Linked DNA regions of Homo sapiens: region 2 is linked to region 1. A link is an interaction called in ENCODE POLR2A ChIA-PET data of the cell type or tissue named here. Cell type or tissue: GM12878. All regions are shown on one strand. Links, peaks and the distances in the headings refer to the core of each region. The heading gives the core; the rest is flanking DNA.

What was found. Peaks named below come from ENCODE experiments on the same cell type or tissue, not always from the same donor. Only the 100,000 strongest peaks of a DNase experiment are listed, where the experiment ranks them.
Region 2: POLR2A ChIA-PET joins it to region 1 with 5 read pairs; 1 of 35 experiments calls an interaction of 5 or more read pairs at or near these places.

The regions. Positions count from the first base shown.
Region 1 is chr14:74,835,949-74,846,436 of GRCh38, reverse strand. YLPM1 (YLP motif containing 1) reads right to left here. Exons shown (of 21, transcript NM_019589.3): 21 at 9,119-10,488. It overlaps LOC105370569 (a long non-coding RNA gene), which reads right to left and starts at 7,271. Exons shown (of 2, transcript XR_944033.3): 1 at 6,292-7,271; 2 at 4,418-5,836. RefSeq lists an enhancer at 4,376-4,535. In GM12878, for the core only: no CTCF peak of the experiment used is centred there; DNase peaks (open chromatin) are centred at 4,676 and 5,542; H3K4me3 peaks cover 1,336 bases; H3K27ac peaks cover 2,672 bases.
Region 2 is chr14:74,397,077-74,407,564 of GRCh38, reverse strand. SYNDIG1L (synapse differentiation inducing 1 like) reads left to right here. Exons shown (of 4, transcript NM_001105579.2): 4 at 1-1,666. The coding sequence ends at 30. Among named protein-coding and RNA genes, the nearest start is that of SYNDIG1L, 24 kb to the left of the region's middle. RefSeq lists enhancers at 1-427, 5,557-5,886, 5,104-6,013. In GM12878, for the core only: no CTCF peak of the experiment used is centred there; DNase peaks (open chromatin) are centred at 4,662, 5,524 and 5,904; H3K4me3 peaks cover 1,884 bases; H3K27ac peaks cover 2,264 bases; H3K27me3 peaks cover 153 bases.

The DNA of each region.
Region 1 (10,488 bases), core at 1,524-9,523:
CTTTCAAGTTTAAATAACATTGGACCACAACTCATGTCTGTCTATCGTGAGGAAACTTCACAACTGCAAAGGCCTAGGCTTGTTTCCAGGCCCACGGGCAAACATATGTTTTAGATTAAAAGGCATTTTAAATCTTGGCTTTATTTGCTCCCAAGAAGCCAGACTGTCCCTGTGCCTAAGCTGTTTCTTGGCTATCAAGCACCTTTGGAAACCGCATTAACTCTTTCAGCCTAGGTGGATTTTCTTTTGCACATTTAAAGAGTTTCATTAACAAGTATCCTTCCAACAACTGTATCTTCCACACCTGCAAAGTTAACCAACAGACCAGGGCCTTCGAAAGTTTTGCTTAATGAACCTATCATCAGCTAGAGATGAAATAAAATTTAAAATCCCCTTTACCCCACCAGTTCTCAAAGTTGGCTGCATATTAGAATGACCTGGTGGCCTTTTAAAAAATTACCAAGGCCTGGGTCCCACTCCTAGATTCTGATTTAATTGCTATGAGGTGTAGCCTGAGCTTTGGGAGTTTTAAAAGCTCCCCAGGTCAAAACCACCACTTGAGTGCACAACTCTTCACACTTTTCATATTTTATCATTCTTCCAAAAATGCATACATACAGAAAGGAGTAATCATCTATTCGAGTGTTTATGGAATCTAAGCAATCATTCCACCAGAACCTTACCAATCCAGGGGTTAAGGCCTCCAATGTCAGTCAATAGCCTTCCCTCTGGCCCCTGAAAATAAACACTGGGAATGCTGCCTTTCAGGTCTAGTAGAGGCCCTGCCAATGCACTCAGTTTCATATCTAGTGAATACAGAAGGCTCAGGTGAGAAACAGAAAATCCTCAAAGTATGTTCTTTTAATAAAAGCTTTACTACCTAAACAAATAAACTAGATCCTATTAAGAAAAGTGGGTGTTCCAGACTTCATTTTTTTTTTTGAAAATACAAAAACTGTATTTTCCGGGATCATTCAAACTTGTATGAAAAGAAGAGGTATGATGTAAGAAAATATTTTCACAGCACCTCTGGATCCAAGTTGTCATAATTCCAAAGGGAGCAGAGAATGACTTGGAAAAAAGAACTTCATGATTAAAGATTATTTCCTCAATTGACATTTTACCTTCCCCAAGATTGAAACAGCACCTATTCCAAAAGCAAACTGGTTATGAACTATCACTACCACTTAGAACCTATTTTGCTTATCCATATCAATTCCAAATCTAGATTCAAAAGGCAGAATTCAAATGAGTACAGCATATAAAACTGGAATTTTAAAATGAGAAAAAAAATTTTGAAACCCCCAATATTAAATTAAGACTGTTTCTAAAACACACATGTAGATAATTATTAGGAGAAAATAAAAAGAGAAATGGTTTCCCTGTAGCCCAGTAATTCAATTCTTCTGTATCTTCCCCAGGGAAGATTTTTGAAAATAAGCCTGCAAAAGGCATTTACAAGGATGTTCAATGCAACACTGGTATGACAGTGAAAAACTCACAAAAAAAGGAAAAAGTAAGCCATTATACACATATCATGGAATATACACAAACATGAATGCATGTATTTATATCTACCTATATATATATTTACCTATATATACATATATACATGCATGTGTGTATCCAAGACATAGTAGGTCTGCAGAACAGTATGTAAAGAATATCAGTCATGTAAAAAACAGTAAAACTGTATTTTTATAGGCAAGTACATATGTATACAAATACACACAAAAAGGTTTGGAAAAGCCACACTCCAAAATAATAGTAATTACCTCTAAGATTCAAGGTATTTGTGCTTAAGGGGGAGGGGGGAGTGTTGAGCTTTATCTGTAATATTTTATTTTTTTAATAATGAAAATGAATTCACATCTTCTGGATAGAATATATGAATTTGAAAAAGACGATGCCCAGAAACACTTCAATAAATTAAACATAATTATACCCACCTTGACTGTGACAGGTCCCAACAAAGCTTTAATGACACACATCCTCTTTCCTCAGTGGAAACAGCAGAAAGCAGTGGAGGGTTTAGAGCAGAAAATTCGGATCAAATTTGCATCCAGGTATAGTGGCCATTCAACTGCTCCACTTAACCAAAGGGAATTCTCACTGTCTTCTTTTCCTGGGATAGATGTGTGCCCACTATTTAACTGTATATACACAAGGTGCTTACCTGCAACTTGAGAAATGGAGGTACTGGAAGGATGTCACTCAAAAGGGGTAGCGGGGAGACAATATTCATGCTTCCATGTGAAAGCCAACAATGGACAAAAATCAACCCACCGCAAATTCAGCATCAGTATATTACATATGTATTGCCACTTCGCTCAATGAAGACAGAAATGCTTTTCCAAAATACTAGTAAAAAGGTGCTGCTCAAAATATTTATATGTAATAAAACCTGATGTTTCCTTTCTTACAAATATCTTCTTTGCCATAACTGTCTTTCAGACTTGTCATCATCCTTTAGAGCATGTCAGAAAAGTCCCAAAATGACAGCCTATTGGTAACATGTGGCTTCCAGATGTGATTTGTTTCTACTGTGACTATTTCACATAAAAATGCAGACTTCCACTTTATCTTCATCTAGTAACATTGGGTCTGTCTTTCTTCATTCCAACCACTGGCTGGAGAATTGTCCCCTGAGACAGGACAAGCACTCTGCACCATCCCAGCCTCCACCATACCCTACTGCTTCCTGAACCCTGAGGCTGAGAGGGCCAAGTACCCTGTTTTATTCTGCTTCTGCTGTTGTTTTTCTCACAGTAAAGAAAAAATAATACTGTACTTATGTCTCTACCAAAGGTGGGAAAACTAAGAGAGTGCCAAAAGTTTTGAGAATGAGAAACAGGGTATTTTTCTATAAGAGTGAAGAATATTCCCACATGTCTAATCTGCAAACAAAGTAAGTTTCTGTTGAAAGAATAAAACTAAATATATTATGAAATTACTGGCCAATTCTCTCATTTACACTTATCTTCCTGTCCTTTGAAGGCATTTGAATGTGCTACGCCTTAAGTATTGATATGCCACCAGCTGGAAGATACAGAGGTAGGGAAAAAGCAAACACAAGAATTGGTTTTATAAATTATACATATATGAACCTACATGAATTAATTTTATACTTAAAAATCACCAGGTCATCAATTCTAAATATACTTCTTGAGTAGCAACTATATGTAACAGATACTGCATATTATGTGTTACAAGGATGGAAGATGAGTAAAACATAATTCTCACCTTCTAGGAGCTTGTATGTAAGTGGGTAAGGATGGGGGGGAAGGATATATAAGTTACTCTACTAGAAAGGCAAATTAAGAGAAGATGGTAGGACATGTACAAACAAAGCCTGTGAGAGCTGGGAGGGAACAAGATGAGGAACAGATTCAGGGACGCAGTACCATGTGAGCTGGGCCTTTGGACAGTTTCTCCCACCACCGATCTTTTTTTTGAGATGGAGTCTTGCTCTGTCACCCAGGTTGGAGTGCAGTGGTGTAATCTTGGGTCACTGCCTCCTGGGTTCAAGTGATTCTCCTGGCTCAGCCTCCCGAGTAGCTGAAAATTTTTATATTTTTAGTAGAGATGGGGTTTCACCATGTTGTCCAGGCTGGTCTCAAACTCCTGACCTTGCATGATCCACCTGCCTCGGCCTCTCAAAATGCTGGGATTACAGGCATGAGCCACCGTGCCTGGCTTTTTTTTTTTTTTTTTTTTTTTGAGATGAGGTCTCACACCCTGTTGCCCAGGGTGGACAGCAGTATCAGCTCACTGCAGCCGACATTTTTGTTGCCCAGGCTGGTCTCTAATTCCTGGGCTCAAGTGATCTGCCTGCCTCAGCTTCCCAAAGTGCTAGGATTACAAGTGTGAACCACTGTGCCCAGCCAATAATGCTAATATCTAAAGGATGAGAAAAGCAAGGCAGAAACAATAGAAACCCCAGGGAATAAGTCACACAGTGTGGCTGCAGTGTAGTGCACATGTAGTAAGGACAGCTCAAGAGGAATCTGGAGAAGTAGCTGGGATCATGTTACTGATAGACTTTAACGCCAAGTTGATGAATTTGTCCTTAAAAAGATTAGGAATGGAGCGCTACCGAGTGAAGCAGGTAAGATGCTCATCACTGGGTGAAAGCAAATGGACTAGTTACATAAGAAATTACAAATTAAAGAAAACAAAATTATTAATAGTTCTGTAAGCTATTTGCATAACAATACACAAATGATTTTCTCTACTTTGTGGAGAAAACTCCACTGCTCTTGTACAATCACTGAATCCAATACTCTGTTAATTTTCAAGCTTCTGTTATTCATGAGAATTACCCAACCAAGTAGTAAGTGTTTAAGAGGGATCCTAGGTGTATAGCTACCTTATACATGAGAGTTTAAGGAAGTTGGTTTCAGAAGTAATCACATTGTTCCTGATAGTCATATCAGAATGTATTTCCAGGTCCACAGAGTTTAGTAAATACACACATGTCCACTTGCACACGACACACAAAATAAAGGAGAATTCACCATCCTAGAATTTATGAAGGTCTTCATAAAGGAGGTATTGTAGTTAAGAAAAAAGAAAGTGACAGGTTATGGACCAGGAAACCCAAATTCTAGTCTTGTTTTGCCACTGAGTAACAGTGAGACTTTGAGCAAGTCACTTCCCTTCTTTCGGTCTCAGAAACCTCATCTGTAAAACAAGAAGGATCTCACCAGAACCAACTCTAAGGTCTAACCACTTCTCTAAATATCAAAGGTTTCAAGCCGGCAGTCCACAAGTCAGATGTGGCAGGCAGGCTGTGAGGGCCAAAGCACTCACAAACAAAAAGAACCTGATGCTGAAATACTGGAAGATCTCACATAAAAATCCAGATTTTTCACTTTTTCTTGAAAACCCAGGAAATCTGGCAATATGAGACCTATATCCCCACATGGCCACAATCTGCTATGGCTGAGCAGGTGCTGCCCCCGATTGACCTGACCTATCTAGTTGTCTAGTTTACCAGTCTCCACCCTCTGCCTTGCTCATCTGTTACCTGCCTGAGTCTGTGACCCTTGCCATACACATAGGAAACATTCCCTGTATTTACTCACTCTACAGATATATGAGCCATGCACTGAGCCAGATGCTGTAAAAGAAATAAGCATCAGACATATCTACTTGAGAAATACAAACTCACTGTCAGAAATAACAGATCTGAGAGTGGAATTTCAAGTTATGGCAGAAGATATTATTTCAATTTTTCAAATATGGTTAAGAGATGGATCTGTAGCCTAGATCAGTATTTTCAGGAAAAGGAGTACGAATATTTGGTAAAAAGTTCAAGCTTCTTAAGTAGAAGACACAAAGTCAAGCCTTTCCCTATACAGTAAACCATTAAGTCCACAGGCTCTTTGTAGGATCACAAATGCAAGGCACTGCTGGCAGGCAGAGGGCTGTACATGAATGCAGAAGCTCAGCCCCAGTCATAAAGATGCTCCTTGACTATTTCAAATGTGAAAGCAATGGACCTGAAAACTGAGAATGGATCAGTCACTGAGGTGCACGTGCATATAAATATCCAGGTTCTGAGAACAGTGACCTAAGGTATTAACTCTCAGTCACGTGTGGACCAGGGGATCATCAGAGTCTCTGACCATTCTGGTTCTCTAAGACACATCATGGTTCTTTGCTTTGTCAGTCTCCTATCATGCAGAATTTTCCAGGAAACAAGATGTGCCTTCGTCATCTCATTACTGTCATACTGTCTTGAGAGTTCACCGCTGTGCTGTGCTGGTCCTTAAGTGCTTGTCATCCTTTGAGTATGTCTATGAAATGGTGCCATCGGTATTTTCCTTCATTGCTAGAAATCAGGCAAGTACAGGAAGCTGCAGAATGACTGAGTATATGTGAAATTCATAATTTATAACAGTAAACGAGAGCATGAATACCCATTAATAGAGACTCTGTAAGTTAAAATGATAGTAAAGACATAAAACATTCTGCAGCTGCAAAAGAGAATGAGTTGGAAAGCTACTCAGCAATAAAAAGGAATAAGCTATTGACACACATAACAACTTAAATGAATCTCAAGAAAATTACGCTGAGTGAAAAAAGCCAAAATGCCAATCCCAAAAGGTTACATACTGTATGACTTCATATTTATAACATTCTTTAAATGACAAGATTATAAAAATGGAGACCAGATTAGTGGCTGCCAAGGGTTAGAGATGGTGGGGTTGGGGGACTAGGAGAAAGGTGGAGGGTGGTTACACCAACCTACATATATGAAAGAATTGTATACAAATATACCCATACCATGTATTCCATGCCACGAAAAGAACAGAGATGCAGCTGAAACAATTTCTGAAATTTTTCAGTAAACCTCTTTATATTATGAAGGTACCTTTGGAAAACCAAAGAAGGAGGTGGGGGGGAGAGAAAATGTGAATATTTTATATATGATCTGAATGACCTCTAAAACATACTGGTAAAGGAAAAATAAGGTAGTGTGTGTACAAAAACCAGGTAAAAACATTAATACTTAATGCTTATCCACACAATTTTTCTCAACACTGGTTGCCTCTACAGATGGAGTCGTGGGAGGCTGAGGGTTAAGATGGATGGGACACTTGAACCTCCTGAGTTTTATACCTTTATGAACGCATTATTTATTCACAAAGTTACTTTCTTCTTGAATATGTGAAAATCAAGGCAAATCAATGATTCTGTGCCCTCACCTATGTTTATACCTGTGGTCTGACAACTACTTTCTGTTACTACTCAACCCCCTCTAAGTACTAAATTACCTTTTACACCTGAGCCTCTCAAGCCTCCGTACTAGTTCTGAAAATCAATGTCACTGGTTACCTGAAAATGCTTCTGAATAATTACTCTTTCAACACACTGTACTATTACATATGACATAGCTCAGTCTATGATAGCTGACTATAAAACGTGACAACTATCTTCAAGCCAGCTGGATATTTTGAATTTCAAAAAGAACACATGAGAACAAGTCAAAAAGTAACGATGATGGTGACTACTGATTTTTGAGCTTTTACTATGTGCTCAGTACTGTGCCAAGTAGCTTACATGCATTATCTCAATGTTTAATAGGTGTGTTTTGTTATTTTCATTTTATAGGCAGGAAACTGAAGCTCAGATAGGTTAAAATATTTCAGCCAGGCACGGTGGCTCACGCCTATAATCCCAGCACTTTGGGAGGCTGAGATAGGCGATCATTTGCTCCCAGGAGTTCAAGACCAGCCTGTGAAACATGGCAACAACCAATCTCTTAAAAAAAAAAAAAAAAAAAAAGGCTGGGTGTGGTGGTGCACACTTGTAGTCCCAGCTACCTGGGAGGCTGAGATGGGAGAATCACCTGAGCCCAGGAAGTTGAGGCTGCAGTGAGCTATATCGCGTCACTGCACTCCAGCCAACAGAGTGAGACCTTGTCTCCAAAAAAAAAAAAAAAAAAAAAAAAGTTGCTTAAGGTCATACAGCTTCTAGAAGAATCTGAACTTGTATTAGGGTCTGTGAATACTAAAAATGAGAAATCATTCTCCTTCTATGGCTTAGCAAAACTTATCTCAGCTGAGAATCTGTTGCTTTTATAATCCTAGTAATTAAGCCAGGCTCTAGACATCTTTACCAAAATATCTGCAATTTGCACAGTTAGCAGGATAAAATACTTAACACAAAAACTGAGGGGCCTACAAAATAAGAAAACCTCAGTTGAGATTCTTAGTCAATCTAATAAAAAATGTAATAGTCGATCTCTAGATGACATGGCACCTACTTTGGTTTGCTCAATGATCAAAACTCTTTCACGAGGAAAACAAATCCAACCAGAAAATTTAAGATTTTATCTTTGTCAATAAACTTCTGGATTTAACACTGATATCTGAATCAAACTCAAACTTCTAGAAAATTATATGAATCAACTGTCAATAGACTACTTGTGTATTATTATTAATGACTTCTGATTCTACAATCAGTCCCTGAATATTTCAAATACGGCACTTAACTCTAAATATTCTCAAACAGAAACATTTCTGGGTCTCGTCTACTGAATTCCTCACACAGGAAGTTTACAAGTAAAGTTAGATCACTTAAGTGAGAGATTTCACTTTCAGTTTAAAATGTCTGAAATCATCCTTTACAGAGCTGACAAAAAAAAAAAAAAAGCTGAAATACCCACCAAGGTATCAGAAACCTTTCCCAACATAAGATTATTTTAAGTAACATGACACCACAAAAGATTTAAAATAAAACTCATATGATTTAAACCAGCAACTTTCTAAGAGAAGACAATGTTAATAAAATTAAAATAAAATGCTAGCAAATAATGGAATCCAAAATTAGTCCTCTGCATTTCCAGGACACCTCTTAACAAACTTAAAATATTTGTATTATCAAGGCATTTTCTACCCACACCAAATTTCTTCTTCAAGATACCTTGGGCTTCCTATACGATACTGCTTCTAATAGTAATGTAAGTGCAAGAATTTTGTTAAGTCCCACATTGGACTAGCAAAATCAATTATCAGCTGGCTGTCTCTATTACTCTTTTTGGTGCCAAATCTTTTTTCATTAATCTCCTTGCATGAAGGTTGTTATACCCATTTTCTAAAGTAGGAGCACTCTATGTTCATTCTCTAAGGTCACGTAATCTATATCTTCTGAAAATTGGCAGAGGCCGTTTCTGACTATGTTAACTCTTCCCCAGCTTCCCACCCTGCCCTGGTATAAGAGCACAGACATAAAGCCATGGCTGTAAGGTGAAAACACACATATGCAAAATTACCCATGATTCCAAGTGACTCACGGATAATCACCACTCATTTCATTGGCATTCTAACTACTGTCAGAACATCACAAGGTTAAGGACAACTGAAATAAAGCATCCTGCAGAAGAACATATCGGCCTCCATTTCATCTGAACTAGAGAACACATTATGGAAGTTTTGTTTTTGATAATAGGCATTGGGTGGCTTTAGAAAGTAGTAAATGAGTCTTTGTACAAACAATAATTCTATTTGGCTATTTTTGCGACATATCTTCACTCTACATAATAAAGGCTGCTGAGAAAGGTCAGTACACAGAAATGTATTGTAGGCCAATAAGCAATGAAAATAGCTTATTAAATACTACAAACAGCAGAAGTTATTTAATGTAGCAATTTATACATTCAATATTGACTTAATGAACTTAAAGTCACTTGCTTAAAAATTCAGATTTTCAGGGAAGATAAAAGTACAGAAAGTTGTTAGAATTTCCATTAAATTAGGGGTATTCAGTACTATAATATCAATTTGTTGAACCCAAAGTGATACTATTCAAATGCTAGTAACTATTAGCTCTATTCATACAGTCTTTAATGTAGGTCATAAAAGTAAAGGATTTTCATCTGTGGCCTGAAAGAGAATATTTCAAAATATTGAAGTCTTCAGTGAACACATTTACAAATTACTGAGTTGGATTACAAAATGCAAATTATGCTTGAGGAAGAAGGCTCTCTCATCTTCTTTCATGCTAAAAGATGACTTTTTTCTTTGCAGGATGAAAAAGGGAAGAGTCCCTTTTCTGTGTTTACATAGAAATAATATTTGGGTTTTATCTCTGTATGTTTCTGGGTTCCACCTGGTATTAACCACAAGAGAGGAAATTCTGTGCAGAAGGCCATGCTTTCCAGTAATGAACAATCTGGCAAGAACTTGAAAACCTGACAGGCTTAAAGGTTACATGCCAGAGTGCTCTGCATCTTTATACTCTTTCCCTGCAATCTTCATTTAAAAATCCACAATTCAAGTTCAAATGAAGGCAACAAGCTTGAGTTCCACAGAATACATCAGTTCTGTCTACCAGAATTCAAAGCCAGATCAGGAAAAAATAAAAACCTAACAGCATAAAGGCAGAAAGTGAAAAGAAGAAGGAAGGAAAGAAGAGAGGGAAGAACAGAGAGAGGATCAAAAAAAATTTTTAAATAAAGCATCATGTTACAGAATGGATATGCTCCAGGGAACTGATGAATATTTGAACTTGGTCAGTCTTCAAGACACAAAGATAGAGAAATCAGCTATAAAACAAAGATGAGTGTTTTGAACATCATTTGAACCCTGTGTTTTACAACATGTGCTACGGAATCATTGAGCCATATAATATTCAATGAAAAAAAGGTTTTGGGATGTTCAGCTAGCATTTAATTAGGACATACCATATTTAAAAAGCAATTAAAAATAAAATTAAGAAAACAAGAGAAAAGGGCCCATGCTGTATAGCCCATGAATCTCATCGGCTTTATCATGAAAGTTTATTGTTTTTAATCCTAGTACAATCAGCTACCAGTTACATACAGTAAAAAACAGAAACAGCCACAAAGCAATGATGATAGAGATAGTCTGTGACATTGTACAGTGGAGGAAATACTCTCTGTTGGAATCCTCCAGCAGACCCCCGCCTGGCTTCAGCAGTTAAGCTATCACTCCCTCCCTCCCCAAAACAGTTAAAAGA
Region 2 (10,488 bases), core at 1,344-9,343, 440 kb after region 1:
GCTTACATGTCCCAGAACGGTCATGGCTAGTAGCCAGTAGGGCCTGCATCCTGACTCCCCTGCCCACCTGAGGAAGCAGTGGGGCTTGGAGTTGCAGACCCTATGGAAAGGCCCGGCCCCTGAAGATGATCCCGTGAGAGTGGCTTGCTGAGGGGGAGACCCCCATTCCACAGCCTGCAGAGCTCAGCCTTCACTTCTGCTTGCCCGCTGCTCCCAGCCCCAGAGCAGGGCCCGGGGCGCCACTCTCTAACCCAGGCTACAGACGGGAAACAGAAGGCAGGGCTGCCCACCAGGCCATCCCAGCAGGGCCTAGCTCCATCCATTCTGCCCATTCCCTAGAGGATCTCCTGCCCTACAGCCAGCCCACCACCTACCCTGCCAACCTCCCCACAGAGAAAGAGCAGGAGGTTACAGGGAGAAAAGGGGGTGCCCAGAGCACAAGGGGACCCGTCCCAATCCTTTCAGCCCACAGGGATCTTCACCTGGGGACAGCCTGAGCTTCCCCCAACTCCACTGTCTGGCCCCATCATGCCCAGACCTCAGCAGGCCAAGAAGGAAATACGTGGAGGCAAGGGGGCCTCTTGCTGTCTCTGATTCTAGAGGGTGCTTATCTCTGCATGGGCTTGTGAGGCACTGTAGATTCTAGATAGGGAAGAGGAGCCTCGGTATGTAAACTCTGAACCAAGGGCAGGTTCTTGGAGCTTCTTCATGCGGGTGCAAAAGGCAGTTGCAATGACAGAGAATAGAGGGTCCTGAAATATTGCTGTACTACATGACTCTTCCTACTCTCCCCCCACTCCCCGCCCCTATCATCCTTTTCTGGGCTTTGCCTGGGGGTCCGTGAGCTGGTGCCATCACAAGTAGACTAGACCCAGAGAGTGCCCTCAGCTCACCAGCCACTGAGCGCACGGCCCTAGGTCCAGCCCTACAGAAAACGCAGCAAGGAGAGACCCTAGGGAGTAGTGAGTATAGATGAGGGAAGGGACTCAGGGAAGGAATGGCCTGCTGAGTAGTCAGCGGTGCTTAGGAAGGCTTCCTGGAGGAGGTATCCCTTGAGCAAGTCCTAGGATGAATAGAATTCATCTAAGGGATTTGGTCACATAACTCTTTGTATTTGTAGGCAGGGATGTGGCAGGAACCTTCCATGGGAAGCTTCCAGGCTGTTTGGATTCTGCCTGGAACATCTGGGCTGGAGCCAAACTACAGCCATTCCTAAGGGTTCTGCCAACTCAAGGAGGAACGTCACACCTGTCTCTCAAAGACCAATGATGTTTTCCCATCTCTGAATGCTAGGGGGTCAGTGGTGGGTACCTGGTTACCCCTGGGGCATCTTCACTGATATCTCTGCTCAGTGCCAGTCTCAACACCCTCAGCCACTAGGGCACATCCAGAATTTTAGAGACATCTCCAGGTAGGCGGGGGGCAGCACCAATGTGGGCAGGCCTGTCTGGACTCAAGCTACAGGCCCCTGCTGTGCATGATGTGGGAACCTGGTCATTCCCATGCCCCATCCAGAGCCCAGGGCTGTGGCTCCACCACTGAGCATCCCTTGTCCCACTGTCCTCCCCTGCCTCGGGCACTGCCCAGCCCTCCACTCCTGCATCACAGCAGTTTTAAGGTCCCATTATTGTACTGATTTATCCTTGTAATAAATGTTTCTGTAACACCTGGTGCCCTCTAGGTATCTTGCTGTGCTACCTGCCCCGCCTTTGCCTGAATCCCATTCTTCTCCAAGACTGACCTGTTGCTATGTCTGCTGCTCTGACCCCTGGCAGCCTGCGGAGAGGACAAGCCCACGTATGGGCCTTAGGAGGAGTGGTGGCCAGAGTGTCTGCACCATCCCAGGATTCCTCTGCTTGGAGTAGTCTGGCTGTAGAGTGATGGCCTGCATTTGGCTTGCTCTAGGCAAGCCAAAGCAAGATCCGTGCCTGGAAAAAAAGCCCTTCTAGGCTCAAGAGCCTTGGAGGACAGGGAGGAAGGGATGTGAGCCAAGGTGACTGAGGCTCCATGGAGCTGCCTGGAGCTACCAAGGGTGGATACAGGGTGTGAGGGGGCCAAGGAGTCCACGCCCCTGCTGCCTGCTCCTTCACCATCTCTTCCATCCCAGGAGCCGCTCCTGGACCATGTGGAGAGGAAGGCATCTCTGCCTGCCTCAGGCCCCAGCTCAGCACCAAATCTCCAATATCCTCTCAGACCTGAGCCCCCAGGAGCCTGCCTGGGCCAGCACAGGGACTGGCCTGGCCTCTAGGTCACTTGGATGGAGGGCCCTGGGGAGGCAGGTTATGCACATCCCATATCCACGTGTGCACCTACTTGTAAGACACAGCTGTGCACGTATGCACACACACATGCTGCATGGGTTGCGAACCCCAGAAACAGAGATTAGCCTGTGAGATGGATATGAGGGGCTGCTGTTGGGATAACGTTTGTAAAAGCATGGAGAGGGAGGCAGATCTGGGCAGAGGGAGAGGTCAGGCTGCAATGCAGTCCTGAATGACAGGCTGGGCCAACCCACAGGGGAGCCAGAGTTGACCCAAATTGGGGTGAAGAGCCAGGTCTTTCCACTCCCTCATTGACCAGTCATTAGATGTGGGCCACCCAGAAAGAGGGTGTGACCTCAGGCAAGGCAGTGGTCTTCAGCTGAGACAACACAAAAACATTTGCCCTGAAGACTGTTTGCTGCCAGGACCTGCAGCAGCTGGAAAGCTGTCCATCCTTCCTGAAGGGATCCTGAGTGGCATATCACCACGTCCACCACACCCACCCACCCAGCAGCAGACGCCCTGGTGCCCACCTAGATCCCCTCTGCATTCACCTCTTCACACTGAAGGCTGCTTCAGTCGTGTTCTACACAGGTTCCCTGGGCTCCCCAGTGGGCCTGAGCTCAGTTGCCTGCAGCAGCACTCTGCTTGATACATGCCCTTCATTGGCTGATTTCCTCACCCTGCCTCCTTCCCTACTCCCCAACTGTGCTTCCTGGGATCATCCCCCAATAAACCGCCTACAATTGAACCCTTGTCTCAGGGTTGGCTTCTGGGAGAAGCCAAACCCCGGCACACAGCATGCACGTTCACACGCACATGTACATCTTCCATATATATGCACACACTTGCACATACATGTACCCACACACAGGCATACACATACACATAGGCACAGCCACACACCACGCAAACCTTTGTGCACACACACGCACATGTACACAGGCACAGCCCACACATGCACAAAAGCTGTATGCACATACACACACACACACATGCACCATGTGCACATACAAGAGGTGAAGAAGGAGGCTCACACCTGTAATCCCAGCACTTTGGGAGGCTGAGACAGGAGGATTGCTTGAGCCCAGGAGTTCAAGACCAGCCTGGGCAACATAGTGAGACCCCATTTCCACAAAAAAAATTTAAAAACTAGCTGGTCGTGATGGATGATGGTGCATGCCTGTGGTCCCACTACTACATAGGAGGCTGAGGCAGGAGGATCGTTTGAGCCTGGGAGATTGAGGCTGCAGTGAGCCATGACCACACTACTGTACTCCTGCCTAGGTGACAGTGAGACCCTGTCAAAAAAAAAAAAAAGAGAGAGAGAGAGAGATTATTTTTAAAAAAGGAGGAAGAGAAGGAGGCATGGTGGCTGAGGAGTCTCACCTGGCCCTGCCTGCGCTGTGGTCCCACCCATCACCAGCCTGGCTGGGGCCCCGGAAAGGGCACTGGGCAGCATGCACCCTGGTCCATGCCCTGCTTGGGCTGGGCGGGCAGCCTCATGGTCCACAATTCTCACCTCCTTGCCAGCCCTCTGAAATGCTGTTCCAGGCTTTGAGAAGGGGAAAGAGAAGCCAAACAATTTTCTATCTTTTTTTTGCGGGTGGGGGGATGGAGTTTCACTCTTGTCGCCGAGGCTGGAGTGCAATGGTGCGATCTCGGCTCACTACAACCTCTGGATCCCAGGTTCACGTGATTCTCCTGCCTCAGCCTCCCGAGTATCTGGGATTACAGGCACATGCCACCACACCCAGCTAATTTTGTATTTTTAGTAGAGATGGGATTTCACCATGTTGGTCAGGCTGGTCTGGAACTCCTGACCTCAGGTGATCTGTCTGCCTCGGACTCCCAAAGTGCTGGGATTACAGGTGTGAGCCACAGCGCCTGGCCACAATTTTCTATTTTCAACCCTGGACCTGCCCCTCTCCTTTTCACCCCATCCCTACCCTCAGCTGCAAATTCAGGCTCTGTAGGAGAAAATGGAATAAGAAACGAAGCCCTTGGGGCCTCCCTCATGCAGCCCCTAGAAAGGATCCATCCTTTGGAGCCCAGGCTTGTCCTGATCAGTCCCTGGAGCACAGACACCCACCCACCCCCTTCCAGCTTAGGGCCGCCTCTGGCATGCCTGGGGCACTTGAGGCCTCCTGCTTCCCAGCTCTGCCTGCGTCTGGCTGCCTGAGGCCCCTGGGAGGCATAGGGGCTTCAGCTACTCCCCTTCAGGCTGGTTCCTCAGGCTGGCAGAGACAGGCTGGGGGCAGGGAGGGTCCCCTGGGTAAAGGTGCCCGTGACGAGCTGCAATGCCAGCACATCTGTGCAAATATTACCAATTATTTTCCTCACTATAAACACCCAGCAGGAAGACAGAGAAGCAACCAACCCAAACTGTTCAAAATAGAAACTGAAATTGCTGCACAGGGAAGTCGGGGCAGCCAGCAGAGTGGGGGCCCTGCACCAAGAACCCAGCCCCGGTCCCCGCAGCTGCCCTGATGCTGGACCTGCTCTGGCTGACCCCACCCTCCAACCCCATCTCAACTTTCTCCCCTACAGGCCAGGCTGGAATGGGATGGAAAAGGGCCTCACCTAGGGGATGTGGGATATAAGGGAGGGTAGCCAAATGGGCCCTGTGTGGGGGTGGGCAGATGGCAGAGGGGGCAGCCACAGAGGAGCCAGGAACTGAGGCCACCTGGCCTGTGGTCCAGGACAGCTGCTGGGCAAGTGGAGCCACGGGGGCTGTGGGCAAAGGAGTGGGAGGAGAGCCTCCCTTCACTGTTCCCCAGCCCCAGGGAAGAAGGGGTGTCCTAAGGGTGGCAGGCCAGGGGTCCTGGGGGCTGGACCCAGGGGAAACAGTGACCTGGCCCCACTCCGAGTGACAAGAATTTTTCCGATGGTGGGAAGGACTAGAAACCCACTCCCAGAACCCCGGCAGCCTTCTCCATCTCTTCCTCCCGATGAACAGGGCGGATAGACAGCAGGTCCATGGACATAGTTGCAGGGATTGTCAGAACAGTGAAAATACTTCCACAGTAGTTGATAAACAGGCCAAGCCCTAAACCCTCCCAGTGTTTCCCTCTCCTGCCTCCCTGGCCCCTCCCCAGAACTCCAGACTTCTCTGCTTCAGGAACTGAAGTGTTAACAGCTGACACAGGGCCCCGCCCCCTCCCAAATGCGTCTGTCCATGCCTGACTGCCCTGGTGGCTAAACGGCTCTGATGTTGCCCCTGGGCACATGCACCACTCATCAGTGTGCCCCTGCACCCTGCTGCTTCCCAGAGACAGACTCAGCACAGTCCCTGAACCCCACTCAGAAGGTGGGGCAGGGGTCAGTGGCCAAAGGTGTGAGTCCTGGAACGCTGCAGCAGGAAGGAACCCGGGAGGTGATCTAGTCACAATCCCTCATGCTACAGATGAGACAACAGAGACCCAGAAAGGGTTGCCAGTTGCCCAGTGTCACACAGCAAGTCACGAGCCAAGCCCAGGCCTTGCCTCACAGGCCCTGGAGTTGCTGAGCTAGGCTGGTGATGTCTGCTTGCCTTGGAAACAGAAAACCCAGGGACAACTGCCGCTGCTGCCCAGTGAATATTAACAAACTTGCTTCTCTCAGCCTTCCTTCCCCGGCTGTTTCCGGCTTCAAAGGCTTCCCCGGCTGGCCCCTCCCTGGGGCTGACACCTTGGCCCTTCTATTTTTGGTGGCTTGGTAGGGGTGGGGCAGGAGAGCGACAGCCTTGCTTTTGCCTGCCCTGAGCTCATGGCAGCCCCCGGGTGCTCTCTCATCCTCTCTGCCATGGGGGGAGGAGCTACTCTGGGCGGGGGAGTCCCCACGGGGAGACTCAGATGTTCTGAACAAAAATAAAAGGTGCTCGTGTGGCCCATCTGCATTTCCAAATACTTCCAGCCCACATCCCTTGAACTGCTTTTACCTCTCTCCCACTAAAGAGCCAGGCAGGTTTCAAAGCCAGTTCTAGCTCCTCCAGGAAATGACAGAGAAAGAAACTCCCAGGGGGCAGGATCCCTCAGAGGCAGCCAGAAGGGGACAAAGGGGACAGTGAGTGTGCTTGCACCAGTGGGCAGGGCTGGGGTGAGGCAGCAGGGCCAGGCTACGTTGACAGAGCACCCTGGGTGCACAAAGGACCTTCACACCACTCTTTCTACCACTGAGGCTGGTGTTCTTGTCCCCATTTCACAGACAGGAAGACTGAGGACCTCGAGGCCTTTCCCAGTTCCACAGATCAGTGAATGGTGCCTCGTCCTCTGGGAGCCTGCTGTGGCTCCACCCTCACCCACTGCCTCCCTTCCTGAAGCCAACTCCTGGCCATTTTCCCTCATTAACCTCCGCCAGCCCTGTCCCTAACACTTGCGCTCAGAGCTGGCTGGCCCAGAGCACAGCCCAGTGGTTAACAGCAGAGAAGAGGGGAGCCCACCACCCAGTTCAAATCCCATCCCCAGCCTCTGTGCAACTTCGGGTAAGATGTTGCTTGGTGTTTTCTCATCTGGAAAACGGGGATCGTGATGGTGACTGACCCCGTTAAGATGACTGTGAATATTACATGAATTAACACTTGTATGGCTCCCGCAAAATTGAGTGTCTCGTAAGTGCTATATGGAATTTCTTTAAAATTATCTCCAGCTGACCACCATTTAAATGGCTTCCCTGCCAGAAGTGTGTCACCTCCCTCAGCCCCATCCCTTCCATAGCCAGAGATAATAGCCAAAGTCCTGATAGCTCTGGTCCCTGCTGGTCTCTGGGCAGATCTCGGCTGGCAGCAAGCTGAAGGCAGGGCCTGTTTCCCGTCTCGCTGCCTTTGTTTAGGCTGCTCCCCCTGCCTGTAATTCTGGTATCTGCCTCCACACCCTGAGATTCTTTTCCTCCAAACTGATAAAAATAATTTTCCAAGACACGTCTCAAGAAAACCTCATTTTCTCGGCAGCTGTTTCTGTCAACTCACCCCAGCCCCAACACCAGGTAGAACTAGCCACCCTCTTTCGTGAACCACCGCTACACCTGTTCATATCGACATGACGGCCACATCTAGACATCTGCTTTTCTGAGGGTGGAGCTCGTGTTTGCTCAGGGCATCCCAGGTCTGACGTGGGGACTGCCTTCCACAGACACTCGACCCTTGTTCACTGTTGACATCACTGGGAAAGAAGTGACTTGCCTCCAGGCTGGAGGGAGTCGGGGCAAGGTTCTTTCCACTTTAATTTCCTCTTCAATGGGAAAATCATCCACATCTTGGGGTAGATGGGAGCAGGGAGGAAGTCTCTAGGTGGCAAGGACTTTACAATTCCGAGGACGATCAAAGAGACCAGAAAGAGCAGTATGAGCCCGTGGGGTGCCCAGCCTGGTGGTATCTGCAAAGGGACACAGCACAGAACTTTACCCACCTCCTCCCCTCTTTCATCAGGGATGCCATAAAGACCACCCTTCTGGTGCTGCAAGGTCTGTGCTCTGTAGGAAGAATAAACAAGGGGAACAAAGAAGCCAGAGCAGCTGCTCACTGCTCTCCTCCTCTGGTCTCCCCCAGGCTGTGGGCTGAGGATAGAGAAGAGGTTCTTCCTTGGTTTCCTCTGCACCCAACTTAGCCCCTGGGTCACCCCCAACCCCCATTGTCCAAAGGAGCCTACAAGTCTGGGTACCACTGGCCTGTCCACAGTCACCTCTGAAGACCAAGGCCAGAAACAGGAGCACTTTCCCATCCTTCACCAAGTCCTGTGACTCTACCACTCCCCAATCTCCCCGACTCTATTTCCTGCTATCTCTATCTCCAAGCCCTAGTCCAAGCCCCCATCAGCTCTTACTCAGACTCCTGCAAAACCTCCTAAATGACCTATCACATGATGCAACATGGATGAACTTTAAGGAGATCAGGCTAAGTGAAATAAGCCAGTCTCCAAAGAACAAATACTGGATGATTCCATTTATGTGAGGTACCTCGGGTAGTCACATTCCTAGAAAGAGAAAGAAGAATGGTGATTGCCAGGAGCTGGGGGAGGGAAAAACTGGGATTTGTTTAATGGGCATAGAGTGTCAGCTTTGCAAATTGAGAAAGTTCTAGAGATCTGTTGCAAAACAACATGCATGTACTTAATTGTACTGAACCGTACACTTAAAATGGGTAAGATGGTAAATTTTATGCTATGTGTTTGTTTTGTTTTGTTTTGAGACAGAATCTTGCTCTGTCTCCCAGGCTGGAGTACAGTGGCACAATCTCTGCTCACTGCAACCTCTGCCTCCCAGATTCAAGTGATTCTCATGCATCAGCCTCCCAAGTAGCTAGGACTAAAGGCGCATGCCACCACACTCAGCTAATTTTTGTATTTTCAGTAGAGACGGGGTTTCGCCATGTTGGCCAGGCTGGTCTCGAATTCCCAACCTCAAGTGATCCCCCCACCTCGGCCTCCCAAAGTCCTGAAGTGCTGGAATTACAGGCGTGAGCCACCACACCTGGCAAGAAATTTTAAACATAGTTTATCTGTTTCCTTGTAAGTACCTTAGAGCAAGCTTGTCCAACCTGTAGCCTACACAGCCCAGGACAGCTTTGAATGCTGCCCAACACAAATTCGTAAACTTTCTTGAAACATTATGAAGTGTGTGTCAGTGTGTGTGTGTGTGCACGCACGTGTGTTTAGCTCATCAGCTATCGTTATTATTAGTGTATTTCATGTGTGGCCTAAGGCAATTCTTCTTCTAGTGTGGCCCGGGGAAGCCAAAAGATCGGACACCCCTGCCTTAGAGTAGGGGAGCGCTGTAATTGACACATCTCTTATTTGAGAAGTAGTGTCTGTTGCCCTTATCAGGTTTAATTACAAAATTTGATCATGATCATATTGTAGCCTCTCAAAGTGCTCTAGAAATTGTCAGTGGTATACATGAAGCGGCAGTGGTGTCTGGTGCACTCTGAAATGCTATCAAAGTTGTACATATTTCCAAACATTTTTAAAATGAAAAGGCACTCTTGTGTTCTCATTCTGTGCGCTTTGCTATTGGAGTGACAAGGCATTTAAAGATGTTTCTGGCTTTTTTTTTTTTAATAAGGTGGTGTTAACTATCTGGTTATTGACTAGAAATCCTGAGTTATCAATTGTATATCTGTACGGTTTGTAAAAAGAACAAAACAACCAAGGCAGACTCTTGACGGCTCCTTGCTTGGCATTGAGGCTCTGGGGGAAGATGCCTTTTGGAGGGGCTGTAGCTCAGGGCGTGCACTGTGAATCTGGACCTGTTGACTCTGCAGGGCTTCCATTTAGCTTCAAGTTGTCTTGTTTCTGCATATAGTGACGGAGCATTCTGCTGCCATTCTTAGCTGTGGACAAAGAGGGTCAGCCGGCATGAGAAGTGTTTGGGGGGTTTAGTTTGTTTGTTTTAGTTAAGTGTGGTAATTTTTAAACTTTTTTTTTTTTTTTTGAAACAGGGTCTCACTCTGTTACCCAGGCTGGAGTGCAGTGGCGTGACCTCGACTCACTGCAGCTTTAACCCCCTGGACTCAGGTGATCCTCCCACCTCAGCCTCCTGAGTAGCTGGGACTACAGGCACCTGCCACCATGCCAGGCTAATTTTTGTATTTTTTTGTAGAGACAGGGTTTTGTCATGTTGCCCAGGCTGGTCTCGAACACCTGGGCTCAAGTGATCCACCCACTTTGCCCACCTCGGCCTCTCAAAGTGCTAGGATTATAGGCATGAGCCACCACGCCCAGCAGAAAACTGTTTTTAAACAAACTGTAGAACTCCTCATTATCAGCAAAGCAAGAGACATCACGTCAATGAAAGTTCAAGAACCGTCTGTATTTAAACACGATTTGTAATGTTCTGTTATTTTTTGTATGTTGAGAATGCTGAAATGTGTTTGAAGTTAAACAAATGTATTACATGTTTTAAATATTCTAATGCTATTATAAATCTGCCCAGTCTCTTTTCGAGGATGATTTTAATGCGGGGAGGAAAAAAAAGCAACCCTCTGAAATGTTCTCCCTGCCTCCTCCCTGGCCTCTTTTTAGCTACATTGAATTTTCCTGAAGGCAAATTTGGTCGAGTCATCCTCCCTTGATTAAAGCTTTCAAAGGACATCTATTTCTCTTAGATAAAAAACCAAACTAACCTGCTTATGAGCCCCTGCCACTTCACACCACAACCCAAGCTCCCTGCACCTCACCATGTCTGCCTTCCTTCAGCCCTTCACACTTGCAGGGCCTTTGCATATGCAACTTCTTCTGCCTGAAATACTTTTCCT